Linked DNA regions of Homo sapiens: region 2 is linked to region 1. A link is a loop called in an ENCODE intact Hi-C map of the cell type or tissue named here. Cell type or tissue: Caco-2. All regions are shown on one strand. Each heading gives the region's core, and the rest is flanking DNA. Links, peaks and the distances in the headings are about the cores only.

Region 1 (8,000 bases), core at 1-8,000:
GGGTAGTGCTAATTATGGATTTAAAGTCAGAAGGCCTAGGTTGAGATAACCAGCTCTCTCACTGGCTGGCTTTTTGATCTTGGCAAATGACTTAATCTTTTTTGAGTCTCAGTTCTCCCATCTGTATAGTGGAAATCATTTACTTACTTAACAAATGTTTATCAAGTGCTAACTGTGCAAGGCAGTAATATACCAGGTGCTGAGGATACGCTGGTGAGTGGAGCCAGGCACACTTTCCGTCCTAATGGACTAGCCTAGTTGGCAGAAGTGAGGTTTAGAGTTTAATCATTAATTTATACAAATGTAATTACAAACTCTGCCAAATGTCGTGAAGGAAAAGTGATTGTTGAGTCCTCTCTTTCTCTTACCCACCACATCTAATCTGTTAGCAAACCCTGTGGGCTCTACCCTCTCATCCCCATCATCAAGTCTTCCCTCATCTGCATCTCTTGCCTGGCTTTTGCAGTGTTCTCCAGTTGTTCTCTCTGCTCCTGTCCTTGCTTTCCTGTAGTTTATTCTAACACTTTAGATAGAATGATCCTGTTGGAACATGGTTAGGTTATATCATGCTTTTGCCCAAAACCCTCTCATGGCTTGCCATCTCAGAAAAAAAGCACAAGTCTTTCAGTGGCCTACAAGGTCCTATACTCTTTGCTGTGACTCTGTCTGTCCCATTTCTTCTTTCCTGGTGTTATTCTCTGCCTTCTTTACTCTGCTCCAGCCACAATAGCCTCCTTGCTGTTCCTGGAACTTGCCCACCATACTGCTTCTTCAGGGCTGTTTGCTTGTTAGACTTTTTGCCTGGAATGCTGTTTCCCAGGCATTCTTCTGGCCTGCTTACTCTCTTGCCTTCCTTGTCTAATTAATTCACTGTTGGGTTAGCACATAATAGGGCTTCCATAAATATATGCCAGATAAATGAATAGATTTGCATAGATAGCTAAAGGAGAAAAGTATTTGTTAACTTAGAAACGGAATAAAGGAAGAGTGTACTAGGTGGGTGGGATTTCACATGCAAAGGCCCTCTGGTAGGGCAGAGCATGGTGTGTTCAAGTGACTGAAATAATACCAGTGTGGCTAGAGCACACTAGTGGAGTGGAGGCAGGGTGAAAGATTAATGGAGTAGGGAGTGGGAGGTAAAAAAATGGAGCTGTAAGAGAACTCCTTTGAGAAGTTCAGCCAGTGAAGAAGGGAGGGGAAAGAGATAATACTTACCGGAAGGGATGTGGGGCTGAAGGAGGTTTGGGATGTTGTTTCTGCTTGTGAAATGAAACAAGACTGTGTGTAGAAATGCTTTCTGTGAAGGGCTGTGTGTATGTAAACTGTTTTGCTGTTGTCTCCAGAGCATCTGTGGTTGTACCAGAAGAAAAGATGTCAGATGTGTACAGTATTTTGCAGAGCATCCCCCAAAGACAGATTGAAGAAATGCAGAGACAGGTAAGAGGCCAAGTCTTGGGGAGGTGACATGGGTGGTACCGAAATGGTGGCCTTGACTGGATACAGAGGGACAGGAGCTGAATGCCTGAGTGGGGTTTACTTCCTCCACTAGATCAACTAGCCAAACTGAAACGATAGGAAATTAATGTTAGGTGAGTTGCATCAAATAAGGTTTGAAATAATAACTCTCAGAGAACTGTGCAGAGGTAAGCCTACTGCAATTTTAGGGTCTTACCATAGCAGATGCAAAGCTGAAGCTCTTTGGAGGGTTTGTAGTCACAGCAGGTGATAGTCGTAGTGACTAAGACAGCCATGGAAGCTGGACCATTTCAGGGCAATACTTCTGTGTAGCTATTGACCATGATACTATTGCTGCACAAACTAGCCCAGCTTCCCAGTTCAGTCATCCTTTGTAATTCGGGAATCCTTCCCTCTCTTCTGGAACATTTGCCATTTTCCTGCCTCTCTTTCCAAATTTCTCTTCTACCTTCTGACACCCCATTCCCTAGGCTGATCTCTGACTGTCTCATACTCCACTTGATGTCCCACTGAGTCCTGCTTCCGTTTCTTTGTCCTGAAGGACATTTAATTGGGTTTAAATATCAAGCAAGGTGAAAAAGTTAAGAAGACTATCCCAAAAATTTTTAATGGACTTTTAAAAAGGTTTAATCTTTGTCAAAATCACCGATGTGGGAGAAGAGCAGGAAAAGAGGCTTGGCGGATTCTCAGCAGTACGTGCGTAAGTGTCCCATGCCACCCCCTGCTGTTAGTTCGGCACCCTCAGCCTCAGGCAGAGAGCCTGCATTTGGCCATGTCCCAAGAACAGGCCACAGGCTTCTGTCTGGATGGGGACAGCGCATCTGCCTGGCTGTGTGGGGAGGGGATCTGAGGTTCTGACTGTTACTTAAAGTTTCACTTTGACCTCCTGCTTGAACCCCACTCTTCCCCTGACTTGGGGCTCTGCAGTGTGACTCAGGTTTTTCTCAGCTGATTTAGGAGGCAGCTCTCTTGAGTCTATAGCATCAGTTACCACTTCTTCCTTTACTTTTCAGCTTCCACATTCTGATGCTGTTATCTTGTCTTTCATTCTCTTTTTCTTAGGGGATACATACCTTAATTTAGAAAATTCCCCTTAATTGTCATTTTAGAGTTTTAGGAGAGTGAGGTTAGTGGATGTGTTCAGTCCACCCTCTTTATTATGATAGTGAACTTCTTATCGACACAGATTAAGTCTGTAGGTTCTTACCTCAGATTGCCTGGCTTGGGTATCAGCTCTGTGGGTTACAAACTCTGTACCCTTAGGTAAGGATCTGCCTTCTCTGGGCCTCAGTGACCTCATCTGTGCAATATTTTGGCATTCTGGTTTGAACGCAAATCGCAGGTTAGTTTTAGCTTCCCTGCAGTTTATTTATAGCATCCTCCTGTTCGTTTTAAGTTTCTGGGTTTCCCAATTGTTATTTAACCACTGATTTCATCTAAGTTTTAGTGAATCAGAAAATCAGTCCAGAGATCTCTAGATTTTTTATCTAAACCTGTGGTTCCTAAAACTTGTGTAGAAGAAAATGCCCCTTGAGGAGTCATAATGTTTGTGCATTTTGTGTTACCTTTTCTTTCCCCGCCGAGGGGTCTCACTCTGTAGTGCAGGCTGGAGTGCAGTGGCATGATCTTGGCTCACTGCAACCTCTGCCGCCAGGGTTCTAGTGATTCTCCTGCCTTAGCCTCCCGAGTAGCTGGGACTACAGGCACGCGCCACCATGCCCGGCTAATTTTGGTACTTTCAGTAGAGACAGGATTTCACCATGTTGGCCAGGCTGGTCGAACTCTTGACCCCAAGTGATCCGCCCGCCTCGGCTTCCCAAAATGCTGGGATTATAGGCGTGAGCCACCACACCTGGCCCACTTTGTGTTACTTTTTATGGAATCTTGATTTATTAGTAAAACTAAATATAGAATTATAGGCTAAAGCAGAGACTATTTTATACTAGAATCTAGTCTAGAAAGGGTAAGAAAAAACTGGGGAGGTTAAAATGCACAAATTCTATCCAGTTTCTTCTCCACCCCTCCACCCTGAAGCTGTGAAAGAGAATCATTTGGTTTTTGGAGTGGCGTCTACTGCCAGCTCACAGAGGACTGTTGCCCATAGGAGGGTGGTGTGGGAACCACAGGTCTGAGATAAGCTTGGTCATTTTCAGTGTTGGCTCAGAATCATAGAACAGTTGAGAAGGAATGAATGCTGGTCATTTAAAACAGCGTACTTTTGGGTTATTTGGGTTCAAAGAGACACACTGAGTCAAAAGACTTGGGTTTGATCCCTGGCTCTGTCCGTTTGATTGCATGACCATGGTAAGTCCCCAAGCTCCCTAGGCTTCCATTTCCTCATTTATGAAATGAAGGGGTTGGCTAAATAATCTCTCATGTTCCATGTGGCTGTTAAAAAACTCTATGAAATGCTTATCCCTACCAAGAACATTACTCTCCTTGACAACATTAATAATTTAGTGGTCATCTCTTCTCCCCTTGAACAGCTCTAGTCACAAGGGCCACTTGCCTCCTCTAGTGGTGAACAGTCCACTATGCCAGCTTAAAAAGAAAGGTGGTCTTGGCACTTTCCCGGCCCCCTTTCTAACTCCCTTTTCCGCTTTCTGACGGCCTCTTTCCCTGTGCTGCTTTCGGACCATCTAAAGCTCTCCACTGCGGCAACTCACTAGTCCCACTCCCCTTTCTCTGAGTAATCCATGTTCCCAAAATGACCTCTTTTCTTTTCCTAACCCCACATTTCTAGAGTGGGCTGATCTCAATTAGATATGAGATTATCTGGTTAAAGTAATTTCCAGTTAGGTATAAAGGATGACTAGGTTTCTTCAACTACTACTAGATTCCAATAGCACCCCTCCCCTCAGTTGTGATCACCAAAAATGTCTCTAGAACATTGCTTGCCAATTGTCCCCTTTGGGGTTGGGGGTGGAGGGCAAGCAAAATTGCTTTAACTGAGAACCACTGTTCTCTATAGATAGTTAATGTCTCATCTCTCTAAAATTAGAGTTCTTTGGTTCTATAACAAAATATACTGTTTCCAAAACATTCTTGTCATTTTGCTTTCTGTTTACCTTCTATTGATTTAACCTGACCTTGGCAGGAGTAATTAAAAAAATGGTAAAACACCTGATTCTGAAAAGTTCTTATACCTTAGTGAATTCTCTTTAGGGAGGTCAGAGGTGGGTCTTTTTGCAAGACAGGCATCCACTTTTAGGGGAAAGCCTATTGTATCAGTAGTTGATACCTTGGAGCCCCTAGATGATGTATCAGAATGAACTGAGGGTGAGGAACAGAGTCTGATTTGCTTGCTGAGAAACTCCAGACTAGCTTAATGGAGCTGCATTGGACAGTTGTAGCCAGCAGAGGTCTCCATCCACTTTTAATTAACTCATTTTCCCTCTGAGTATTTAAATCTTTCCAAGAAATCCTAAATGCCATGAGCCACTCTGGTGCTTCACACTGACATCTTCCTGATAGCTGCTCTCTAGAGACCATTTCTTTCAGATGAAGAAGAAGAAAGAAAATCCTGCTTAGCACAGGATTTTACTCTCCCTAGATGCAATAGAGCTAAAGTTTCTGATTTGGCCCCAGAAATGTGGGGTAGGGTCTTGGTGAGGAAGGTATTGGAGCAACATTTTGCAGCTTAGAGTTTAGGATCAGAAAGGCTACAATCTGACAGATGTCTAAAGTGGTGAAAGTCCTTGTTGTGACGGGAATTTGTGTGTACCAAGGGAGAAAGTCATACTACCTGACAAAGAAAGGAAATTAAATTCCCTTAGATGTGATAGTAGCAGCCAAAAAGTTAACTACAAGGCTAGAGCCTAATGTAAGTAACAGCTATAGTTAGACTAAGACTTTTGAAAAAAAGTACAACCTGTGTCTCTGGTATCTATTCCTGAAGGCCACCAGTGAGCAGTGCTGCCACACGTGGCATTGGGCAGACTACTGGGGGCTTATAGGGCTTTTTGTGGGGAAGTTAAAAAACAGTTCCTTAAGTCAGTAGAAGACAGTAGTTGTAACAGTATAAAGCTGACTTCTCAGTTGGCCTTTTATTGTCCTGTGAGCTAATGATTAACTAGTTAATTTATTGAATCCCTAATGTTTTTTGGTGGGGGGAGAGATTATAGGAGATAATAAAAAAAATCTTTGATCCCCATTCACAAAGGGCTTGTGTTGGGGATATATGGGTATAAGCATAAAGAAAGTTGAGAAGATGATGCCGATATTTCTAGGTACATTATGGGTCATTAAGGGTCTGAAATGGAAGGGAGAAAGTTGGGGCTAAAGCTGTCAGGATGAATTTCTTGGAGATGTAGAATCTGAGGTAGGCCTTGAGATGGGAGTTCCATCAGCCATCTTTCTTATGTTGGAAGGCAGGCAGAAGTATGCAGCTAAATATTTTTCTGTAGTCAAATGGAACATTCATATTCCCAGTCTCCCCTGAATCACAAAGAAAAAGTACACAATCTGGGATCTCAGAAGGCTGGATAGACACTAGACTGTATCGTTAGAAATGTTTGTATGGATAGGGAGGAAGGTGTAAATGGATCCCCAGTTTATCTGTTGAGTAGAATTTCCAAACATTCTTTTATTGGTCAGTGGCTCCACCAGCAGTGACCTCTAACCTCAGCCACACTAGGAGGTGGAAGTCAGGAGCCTGACTTGCCTTTGAACTCTTCTTTGTACTCAATTGACTAGAAGCCTTTGAGGTGGCAGAAACATTCAGCATCTTCTTTTCTCTCTAGCCTTTAACACTTGGGGTACATTAAAATACCAGTTTCTTTTCAGTCTATTACACTGATCCATCTCAATGTGCCTTCATATTTTTCTATTAAGCAAACCAAATATTGGTGCTGCAGAGAAGTACTTGAAGATGTAGTGGGCTGATTAGGAAAAAGACAAAACAATTTTATTTAAGAAAATAAAACCTCTAGACTATAGTTGGGCCTAGTAGTGATCAAGAAGAGAGTAGAAGAGGCTACAGAACAGTAAATGTGTGCATACACCGAAGTTCCTGTACTTTATAGGAGAGCCCCTATCAGGGGCCTCTTATTTTATCCTACTTGCATACAATTTCAACACATTTGAATTATTTGGTTTCCATAGCCGTAGTAGTTTGGAAGAGACACATTTAAAGTGAAGAAAGACTACTAACAGTGAAGGTATCTGAGATGGGTTATCTGCTAATCTGGTATGAATAAAGAGGATGGAAATACTTTTTTTTTTTTTTTTTTTGAGACAGAGGCTCGTTGTGTCACCCAGGCTGGAGTGCAGTGGTGCGATCTCAGCTCACTGCAACCTCTGCCTCCTGGGTTCAAGTGATTCTCGTGCCTCAGCCTCCCAAGAAGTTGGGATTATAGGCATACGCCACCACACCCAGCTAATTTTGGTATTTTTAGTAGAGATGGGGTTTTGCCATGTTGCCCAGGCTGGTCTCGAACTCCTGACCTCAAGCAATCAGCCCTCCTCAGCCTCCCAAAGTGCTGGGATTACAGGCATGAGCCACTGCACTGGGTGGAAAAGCTATTTTTAATAAAAAAGAATGCTCAGCATATTGAATGTAAGGATAGCCAGCTTTTCAGGTTTCACTTTATCCTGGATATATCATTATAAGATGGCAGAATTCCTCAGTTCAGAGAAGTACATCTTTATTTTTCGTATTTGGAATTTCTGACATCCAAATAAGTCTTATCATCAATTTGAACATCAAATGTAGTTTCTGTTTCTTCCCACAAAACTGTTATTAATGTGGCATCTTAAAATTGAGGAAATACAGAAATTACTATTCATGGTGATGCCCCTGAATCTTTAAGCTAAGTTTAATTTTGTTTAGCATATATGTTTTTAAGATATTGGATCTTGTGTAATATGTTTTATAAAGTTTTCTGTTTAAGATGTTTGTTTTTATTTTTAAAAAGTGTTATTTGCTTAAAAGTGTAAACCCTCAGATGTCTAGAAACCTTAGCAACCCAGACTGATGTACTGAGGGTTCCCTGTGCTGCTGGCCAGTCTGTTATGTCCATGACAGTTACATAGCTGTCTGTGTCAATTTCTCCCTCCTTTCCCACCCCCAGTGTACACCAGTTTACAAAGCAGACTCAACAGAGTAGTAAGCTAGGCCATTAGAAGAGTAATCTGAATTTTTTTATGTGAAGAAACTAAGGATAAAGAGACGTAAAGTAATCCTCCCAAGACCACACAGCATGTGAGGGACAGACAAGCAGCACACTCTGTTCTGCTGCCTACAACTTCATTCAAACCACAGAGCTGTGTGGCCTGGATTGAGGGTAAAAATCAGGATGAGCTTCCTAACAATTCAAGCTAAGTGCTTATTGAATAGTCTTCCTTGAAAAAGTGGTTGCTTGAGACATTTAGGACTGGACACAGCCCTGGAAATATATTATGAGGAATGTGGAAAAGGTTTCACTCTAATTTCCAGTATCAGTGTTATAATGTCTACCATTCTTATCCACCCTGCACCGCCACTGTGAAATTGAGGATTTTAAGAAGTATACATAAACTGGACT
Region 2 (8,766 bases), core at 1-8,000, 110 kb after region 1:
GAAGAGGTTGGAGAAAAGACTAGTTAGAACCTTTAACTAAGCTGCATGTGGAAAGGAAGGAACAAATTAAATTACAAGAGATTTTTTTTTCCCAAAGGGAGATGTACCTGAACTTGGTTTCCAACTGAAGAGATGTGGGGAGGCTATGAAGAAGGAGTTGACAAACATACCTTTAAGATTTTGAGTGGTAGTAGTACCTTCAGCAGTGTAATAGGTTTAGGAGGAGATGCTGATTAGGGGAGAGATTAGAGTGAACTGCTGGACCTCAGCAGTGTCGTTAATGGGGACAGGAGGTGATGTTAATCAGGGGTGAAGTTGGAGAATAATAAGATATGTGATTTGGGGGTCTTTCCCTCTGTATATACTTTTTTTTTTTTTTTTTTGAGACATAGTCTCACTCTCTTGCCAGGCTGGAGTTCAGTGGTGCAATCTCGGCTCACTGTAACCTCCGCCTCCCAGGTTCAAGTGATTCTCCTGCCTCCACCTCCCGAGCAGCTGGGACTACAGGCACGTGGCACCGTGCCCGGCTAATTTTTTGTATTTTTGTAGAGACAGGGTTTCACCATGTTGGCCAGGATGGTCTTGATCTCCTGACCTCAGGATCCGCCCACCTCGGCCTCCCAAAGTGCTGGGATTACAGGCATGAACCACCCTGCCTGGCTTTTTTTTTTTTTTTTTTTTTTTTTTGGAAGACCAGAGTTTTATTATTACTCAAATCAGTCTCTGTATATACTTTTATGTATGTATATCAAGATATAGATATGTGGAACTAGAATTTCAGAAAGAACTTTAAAAAAAAATGTTGAGCCCAGTCATCCCTCGGTATCCACAGGGGATTTGTCCCAGGACCTCTGGAGGATACCAATCTTCACGCATGCGCAAGTCCATTATATAAAATGGCCTAGGATTTGCATATAACCTTCGCATATCCTTCTTTATAGTTTAAATCATCTCTAGATTACTTACAATCCCTAATACAACATAAATGCTATGTAAATAGTTGTTACATGGCATTGTTTAGGGAAAAATGACATGAAAAAACTCTGTACATGTTTAGTATAGATGCAGTTTTTTTCCAGATATCTTTGATCCAAGGTTGGTTGAATCTACAAACATGGAACCCTTGGATATGGATGGCTAACTGTATTTGGCAGTCATCTGTCCAGAGACAGCAGTTGACTAAAGAAAAGCAAAGGCAGACTCTTGGGAAATTCTGGCATTTAGGAGACACAAAGAGTAACTGAAAACAGAGAGGCAACCACTGGAAAAGCCAGGAGAGAACCAGGATATACAGTGCTCAGAAGCATGGAAGGAACAAGGAACAGGCAGGCTGGAGAAGGTCTTTGAATTCAATGGTTGTTGGTACCTTACAAAAATAATAGCCAGGGGTGGTGGTAGGCACCTCTAGTCTCAGCTACTTGGGAAGCTGAGGCAAGGGGATCACTTGAGCTTAGGAGTTCAAGGCAGTATCACTCTACAATTGCACCTGTGTGAATAGCCACTGCACTCCTGCCTGGGCAACATAGCAAAATCCCTATCTGTAAAAAAATAATAATAATGTCATAGAGTATGAAGCCAAAGGGTTATAGAGTATGAGTCGACAGTGAGGAAGTAGAGTTAGTGAATGTAAACTATGCTTTTGAGAAATTTAACAGAGAATAGAAGGAAACAAATATGGAAATAAATTAGCAACTGGGAACAAAACTATTTATATTAAAAATTGAGTCACTGAATTATTAAATAAGGCATTTAGATAGGGAGGGAAGAAGACATGAGTTAAGCCATCTTGGGTAGATAAAGAGATGATGTTACAACTGTAGAATACATCCTTCCTTCCTCTTCCCTCCCCCTGTCTTTGGCTGGTCTCCTGGCCTCAGACAGGCCTCCTGCCTCAGCCACCTGAGTAGCTGGGATTATAAATATGAGCCACCATGCCCAGCTGTTTTATTTTTAATAATAATCTTTGCAGAATACACATTTTATGCAAAACAATGAAAGCAGTTAGCCACTTTACAAGTGTGTGTGACCTTGTGTTGGGTTTTGTGGTTCAGTAGCTCATTTATTCCTATATTTGGGGGTCTGGGATCAGAAATCTCAGTTGTATAGGAGAGTAGCTTCCATTACTACCCAGCTTCCATTTCCAGGATCCGCTGTTAGTTCTTTAAGAGTCAGAAGCATGTGTCGCTGTTCATTTTGACAAGTGTCTTCACCAAGGTTAGGGCAATATGACGGGCAGACAGTATTGACTTAAAAAAAAGAACATAGTATTTTGAATTAGGCTAATCTTTATTCAAATGATGAGTTTGCCACACTTATTAGCTGTCTGACCTAAGGAAATTGACTTTACCTTATCCGAACTTCAATCTGTTCATCTCCTAACATAGGGATATTAATATCTGTCAAATTACAATGTCCATTCATAGGTTCAACAAATATTTATTGAGCATCTTTATACCCAAGCTGTTATGTGTAGTGATAAATGAAGTAGTGATACATGAAAGCCTGTAGCACAGGGCCTGGGAATGTTAGTTTCCTTCCCGGTTTCCCCAGTGTTAGTCCTAAAGACTCCTGGTTACTTTAAGTAATGGTATGTGTTTGAAAGGAAAATAGAAAACCATTAGTTCTTTCTTCCCCAGACACCTTCATCACTTCAGAGAGAGTCACTGGCAGTTCTTGGTGTGTTTATACTTGATTGGAAAACCAACACAGGAGAATGGTTACTGACATGGTAGCTGGACCCCTGACAACAGCTCATGTGGGCCACCGGCAACCAGCCAAAGTCCTGTCTCCCCTAACCTGCTCTCCAACCCAGACCCCCTGTGTGAAAAAGTAGGAAGCACTGTTATTACCTGGCAGGAGAGTTAAGGACCTTGACCATTCAGTGGAGGCCTGCCGCTTCTCCAGTGTGGGCCTGTATGAAGGAGAAAGAAGTACTCACTAGACTTGGGTTAGCCAGGGGCAGCTGTCAACAAATCAAGCTGGCCTGAGCCCCAGTGGCTTCTTGCCTATGACCCATTCCTGTTGGCGGATCTAGTTACAGAGGAGACATTGTCCTCAATACTCTCTACAGGGCCTTGGAACCGCTATCCTCTGCCAAGAACCAGGATTCTTCTTTAATACGTACTTGCTAGTACCTATGCTGGGAACAGCTGGGCTTTGCCGGCCAGAGTCTGTATGCATAACTAGAAATGAGAAGAATCTGGACATATTTACAGGCGGAACAACAGTCAAAAGTAAAACCTTGGAGAGATTTGATTTTATCTGCCATGCTTTGACCCCATAATTTGAAGAGAGGGAAGCTGTTGTCCCACGCTTGGTCCACCTCACTTTGTTAAAGTTCATCCATCTTTTCCCAGTCTCCCTTCAATTTGGAACTAGGAACACCACCTCCTGAGTCTCAAAAGACTTCCAGCAGGAGGGACACTCAGTCACTGGCATGTAATGGTAGAGTGTGATCCAAAGAGCAGGCTCTATTGCCAGCTCAAACCTGAGTTTAAAACCCAGTTCCACCACATTCTACCCCTGGGTCCTTGGGCAAGTTACTTAACCTCTCTGAACCTTAATTTCTTAACCCATAACATGAGGCTACTATACACCCAATAGTTGGGCAAGGGGGGTGATGAGTATGGGGGAGGATTACTTTAAGCAATCCATGAGATATGTATGTAAATTATCTGTCACATAATAGGTGCTCAGCAGTTGTTAATTTCCAGTCCCCTTCATTGGACCCTAGAATTGTGTTAATAAGTACATTTGTATCATCTAATTAAGACTTTTGCCTCAGAAGCCAGAATGCCTGCTTTGGCTCTAGCTTTTTCTAGTTATTTGACCTTTGAACATGTTATTTATCCTCTCTGTATCTCAGTCTTCCCATTATAAAATGGGAATGATAGTCCTACCCCATAGGGTTGTTGTGAGGATTAAATGCATTATTAATGCATAGAAAGCAATTTTAACACAGCTTGGAACATACAGTAAATGGTAGTTGTTGCTTTGTGGTGTTGGTGGACATGATGATGTTATGAGTTAAAAGCTCAAAATGAAATAATAACAAATTTTTTTAGAAACATAATGACCAAGAGAGAAGTTTGTTCTTTTTGTAGTGCTCTCAGATGTCCTGGGCCCGACTGAGGCAAGAGTGTTGACCTTTCTGAAATCCATCCTTGAGGTCCCCTTGACTTCAAAAGCAGCTTTTCCAGGCGTTTTCCCTCTGGCCTAATGCTGAAGCGTCCTCATTACCCAGCTGTCACACTCAGTTGGCCTGATTGACCAGAGCCATTCCCGAACACATGCCTGACCTGCTCACCTCTGAGAAGGCTGACTTTGGGGGTGAGGTGGAGATAGGGAGACAGCCTCTCCCCTCCTCTGGCGGTGCTGTGCTGCACTGGCACTGAAGTAGTTGTTGCTAAAAGTTCTGACATGGGAGTGACAAAAATGATGAAAATTATGAAGGCTGTCCTATGTGAACTTCAGCTTTCACAGAAGATTGTGCAGATTGACATAATTCCCAGAAATTGCCACTTACAGGCCCTCTGTCAATGTTGGTTGAATGAATGAAGTGTTTATTGTTTGAAATTTGGCCCTGTCACCTTTTTTTTTTTTTTTTTTTTTTTTTGCCTTTCATCATTTTGTGAGCAAGATCTCTCCTCTGCCTTTTAAACTTCAGTAAACTGAAGCTCAGATCCAAGTAGTTTTTTTTCTTTCCATCCTTTGCCTTCTCTTAGCTGGCAGAGATGGGGTTAAGAATTGTTGGCAGCTAATCCACCTTGGTTTGAGGCCCTCTCACACTGAGCTGGAGGAATGACTGGAATTTGAGGGGGAGGGGAAAAGATACTCTGACCTTTGCAGGCCCGTGGCCTCCAAGCAGCATCTCCTGTTCACGTTCTCCCACTGAACTAATAGTCCAAGTACCCCCAGTTCACCGCTTTTTTCCACACCTGTCAACCTTTTTAAGAACCTGGGAGCAGACTGTGGCTACTTGAGCTTTTTTTGTTGATGTTGAACATTATGTATTTTGCTGTTATCTCTCAACCTCTTGAACATACTATCTTTTCTCCCTGCCCCCATCCTTCTCATTCTGCTCAAACCCCTCCTCCCCACCTCCTCTCCAAATCCCACAGGTCAGAGTGCATCAACAAGTTTGCTTCAGTCTTCGGGACCATGCCTCTCAAGGTGGTGGAACACCGAGCTGACCCTGTCCTGTACAAAGATGACTTTCCTGAGAAGCTGAAGAGCTTCCCCAACATTGGCAGCTTATGAAACGTGTCATTGGTGGAGGTCTGAATGTGAGGCTGGGACAGAGGGAGAGAACAAGGCCTCCCAGCACTCTGATGTCAGAGTAGTAGGTTAAGGGTGGAAGGTTGACCTACTTGGATCTTGGCATGCACCCACCTAACCCACTTTCTCAAGAACAAGAACCTAGAATGAATATCCAAGCACCTCGAGCTATGCAACCTCTGTTCTTGTATTTCTTATGATCTCTGATGGGTTCTTCTCGAAAATGCCAAGTGGAAGACTTTGTGGCATGCTCCAGATTTAAATCCAGCTGAGGCTCCCTTTGTTTTCAGTTCCATGTAACAATCTGGAAGGAAACTTCACGGACAGGAAGACTGCTGGAGAAGAGAAGCGTGTTAGCCCATTTGAGGTCTGGGGAATCATGTAAAGGGTACCCAGACCTCACTTTTAGTTATTTACATCAATGAGTTCTTTCAGGGAACCAAACCCAGAATTCGGTGCAAAAGCCAAACATCTTGGTGGGATTTGATAAATGCCTTGGGACCTGGAGTGCTGGGCTTGTGCACAGGAAGAGCACCAGCCGCTGAGTCAGGATCCTGTCAGTTCCATGAGCTATTCCTCTTTGGTTTGGCTTTTTGATATGATTAAAATTATTTTTTATTCCTTTTTCTACTGTGTCTTAAACACCAATTCCTGATAGTCCAAGGAACCACCTTTCTCCCTTGATATATTTAACTCCGTCTTTGGCCTGACAACAGTCTTCTGCCCATGTCTGGGAACACACGCCAGGAGGAATGTCTGATACCCTCTGCATCAAGCGTAAGAAGGTCCCAAATCATAACCATTTTAAGAACAGATGACTCAGAAACCTCCAGAGGAATCTGTTTGCTTCCTGATTAGATCCAGTCAATGTTTTAAAGGTATTGTCAGAGAAAAACAGAGGGTCTGTACTAGCCATGCAAGGAGTCGCTCTAGCTGGTACCCGTAAAAGTTGTGGGAATTGTGACCCCCATCCCAAGGGGATGCCAAAATTTCTCTCATTCTTTTGGTATAAACTTAACATTAGCCAGGGAGGTTCTGGCTAACGTTAAATGCTGCTATACAACTGCTTTGCAACAGTTGCTGGTATATTTAAATCATTAAATTTCAGCATTTACTAATACTGCACATGTGTGAATTATACCTCTTTAAGCCCAGTTGATGAACAAATCTACCCTGGCGAATGTTAAATGTTATGGATTCGAAACAGATTTATCTGGCTCTGATATTAAGATTAGCCACAGTTTGGGCTTTAGCCACAACATATGTCCCCAAAACACAAAATACATAACAATTTGCTTAGAATATGGATATAATTACAGAAACCTAGTTGTTTTGCCAGTCAGCGTCAGTCATACACCATCCATTGTTCTGTTGAGTGACATGAAGGTGGGCAGTTATTATGCTGTAGTTTCATCAAGAGTCACTTCAGATGTGTTCCCCAGACTTTGAGAGGTCAAAGAAAGTTTCAGAAGTAGCAAAGTTGGAAGTGGAAATCATAAGAGTTTTGTCTTCTTTCATTTGAATAAGTGATCGAATCATGGACTATTATTGCCAAAGGGGGCAAGCGATCATCTCATCCAGTTTGTTCATTTTGCAAATGCAGAAACTGAAGCTGCAGATGTTCATTTTGCAAATGCAGAAACTGAAGTGATTTTTTTCAGTTTCTGACAGCAGCAAACACAGGTGCTTACCAAATACTTTTGATTTGGGTAATGTGTACTGGTCAGTAGGAGACATGGGAAAGCATTTTGGTCTCATGTATTCATAATATTGGGGACGATATGGTAGAAAGCCAGGAAAAATATTTCTGTTGTCACCCAGGTACCAGAGGCTGACAAGCACAGTGAGGACCTCTAATCTTTCTAGGGGTTTTCTAGTTTGTTTTCCAAGATGTGGGGCAGGTATAGGGGAGGGTCTTACATTGAAATCTCTGCTGAAAGCTATGGACTGTGCTGGCATTGTGTATGTGTCATATTGCCCTGGTTTCTTCAAATTTCTGCCCTTTTGCTCATCATCGAATGCACTACCTTAGTGGCTGGTTTCTAATGCAGCTTCTCTCCCAAAGGGTACATTTTTAAATTTTTATTTTTTAAAATCTTGAGAGTCCTTTGATTTGGGAAGAGGAACTCTTTCATCTGAGTTCATTGTGAGCCCTAGAGAGCTGTGTGACTTTATCATCGTCATAGGAGTCATTGGACTTTAAAGGCATTACAACTCCATTTAAAGTACCTCATTACTCCCAGGAATATTGGGTGTTAGATCTTGCAACACAGCATAAAACAATTTATGTTAAAGAAGGAGCATTATATCCTAGGCACTTGAAACAACCTCAAAGGTGATGTTACCCTATGAACAGATAGGTGGTACAGTCACCGTAGAAATTCAAGACAGGGATATAGCAGGTGATGGCGATTCATGGATTCAGAGTGGGCTAGGGACTCCACTTTATTGTTCGTGTATTTCTGAGCTGCTAACCAGCAAACCTCACCCATAAGCTTAGGTCAGGATCATCTGTCCTCGGGATGCCATAGAGCCTGGTTTCAGAAGCAGAACAATCATGCTAATTAAAATGTCGTGTTCTGGCCTACAGCAGACAACAGCTGGTTTTAGATTAAGAAATCTTTTTAAAGAAACACATCTTACTGGCCTATAGAGAAGACGAACTTGAACTGGCCCTGGCCCAAGTGCACACTGAGCCACTGGCTTTGCCCCCAGGGGCCTAACTGGGATGGGCCTGCTTGGAATGCCAGGGCTGGAAATACTTTTTTATTTTGCTGATTAACATTACATAGTTGTTAAAATGTTTATCTCATGTATTTTACCAACCCTCACACATTTAGGTATAAACCTCCTTTTCTGGGAGAATTAAAGAGAAAAACAGCAACTTTAGTTGTCAGAATCTTGTGTTCTTTCCTGCCAGTGATGCTCTGCTGTATCCTTTTTTTTTTTTTTTTTTTTGAGACAGAGTCTTGCTCTTGTCACCCAGGCTGGAGTGCAACAATAGCATGGTCTCGGCTCACTACATCCTCCGCCTCCCAGGTTCAAGTGATTCTCCTGCCTCAGCCTCCTGAGTAGCTGGGATTACAGGCGCTTGCCACCACGCCTGGCTAATTTGTTTGTAATTTTAGTAGAGGCAGGGTTTCACCACGTTAGCCAGGCTGGTCTCGAACTCCTGACCTCAGGTGATCTGCACGCCTTGACCTCCCAAAGTGCTGGGATTACGGGCGTGAGTCCCCACGCTCAGCCACTGTATCCTTTACTCAGTGTCATCAAGTTCAAAGCTCTGACCACCCTGGTTTCTCTGCCAAAGCCTCATCTACTTCCAGCTGGGCTTTGAACTTGTGGTTTTTAAGTGCTGGTTTCTCTGCTGCCTTTGGAAAATAGTGACCATCATGCTGGTCTGTGCTGACGCAGACTGGGAGCTGGAAGAGACAAGCTCCCTCTTTGCTCTCATTGGCCAAAGATGTTGCTAATAACCCTGTGATCCTA

The links. Peaks named below come from ENCODE experiments on the same cell type or tissue, not always from the same donor. Only the 100,000 strongest peaks of a DNase experiment are listed, where the experiment ranks them.
Region 2: it touches region 1 in a loop (5-fold over the local background); 11 of 110 quality-filtered maps call a loop at or near these places.

What each region holds. Positions count from the first base shown.
Region 1 is chr11:44,128,702-44,136,701 of GRCh38, forward strand. It overlaps EXT2 (exostosin glycosyltransferase 2), which reads left to right. Exons shown (of 14, transcript NM_207122.2): 7 at 1,344-1,437. Among named protein-coding and RNA genes, the nearest start is that of EXT2, 37 kb to the left of the region's middle. In Caco-2, for the core only: a CTCF peak has its summit at 4,855 (motif pointing right); no DNase peak of the experiment used is centred there.
Region 2 is chr11:44,239,029-44,247,794 of GRCh38, forward strand. EXT2 (exostosin glycosyltransferase 2) reads left to right here. Exons shown (of 14, transcript NM_207122.2): 14 at 5,121-8,766. The coding sequence ends at 5,259. Among named protein-coding and RNA genes, the nearest start is that of ALX4, 67 kb to the right of the region's middle. In Caco-2, for the core only: no CTCF peak of the experiment used is centred there; DNase peaks (open chromatin) are centred at 4,270 and 4,813.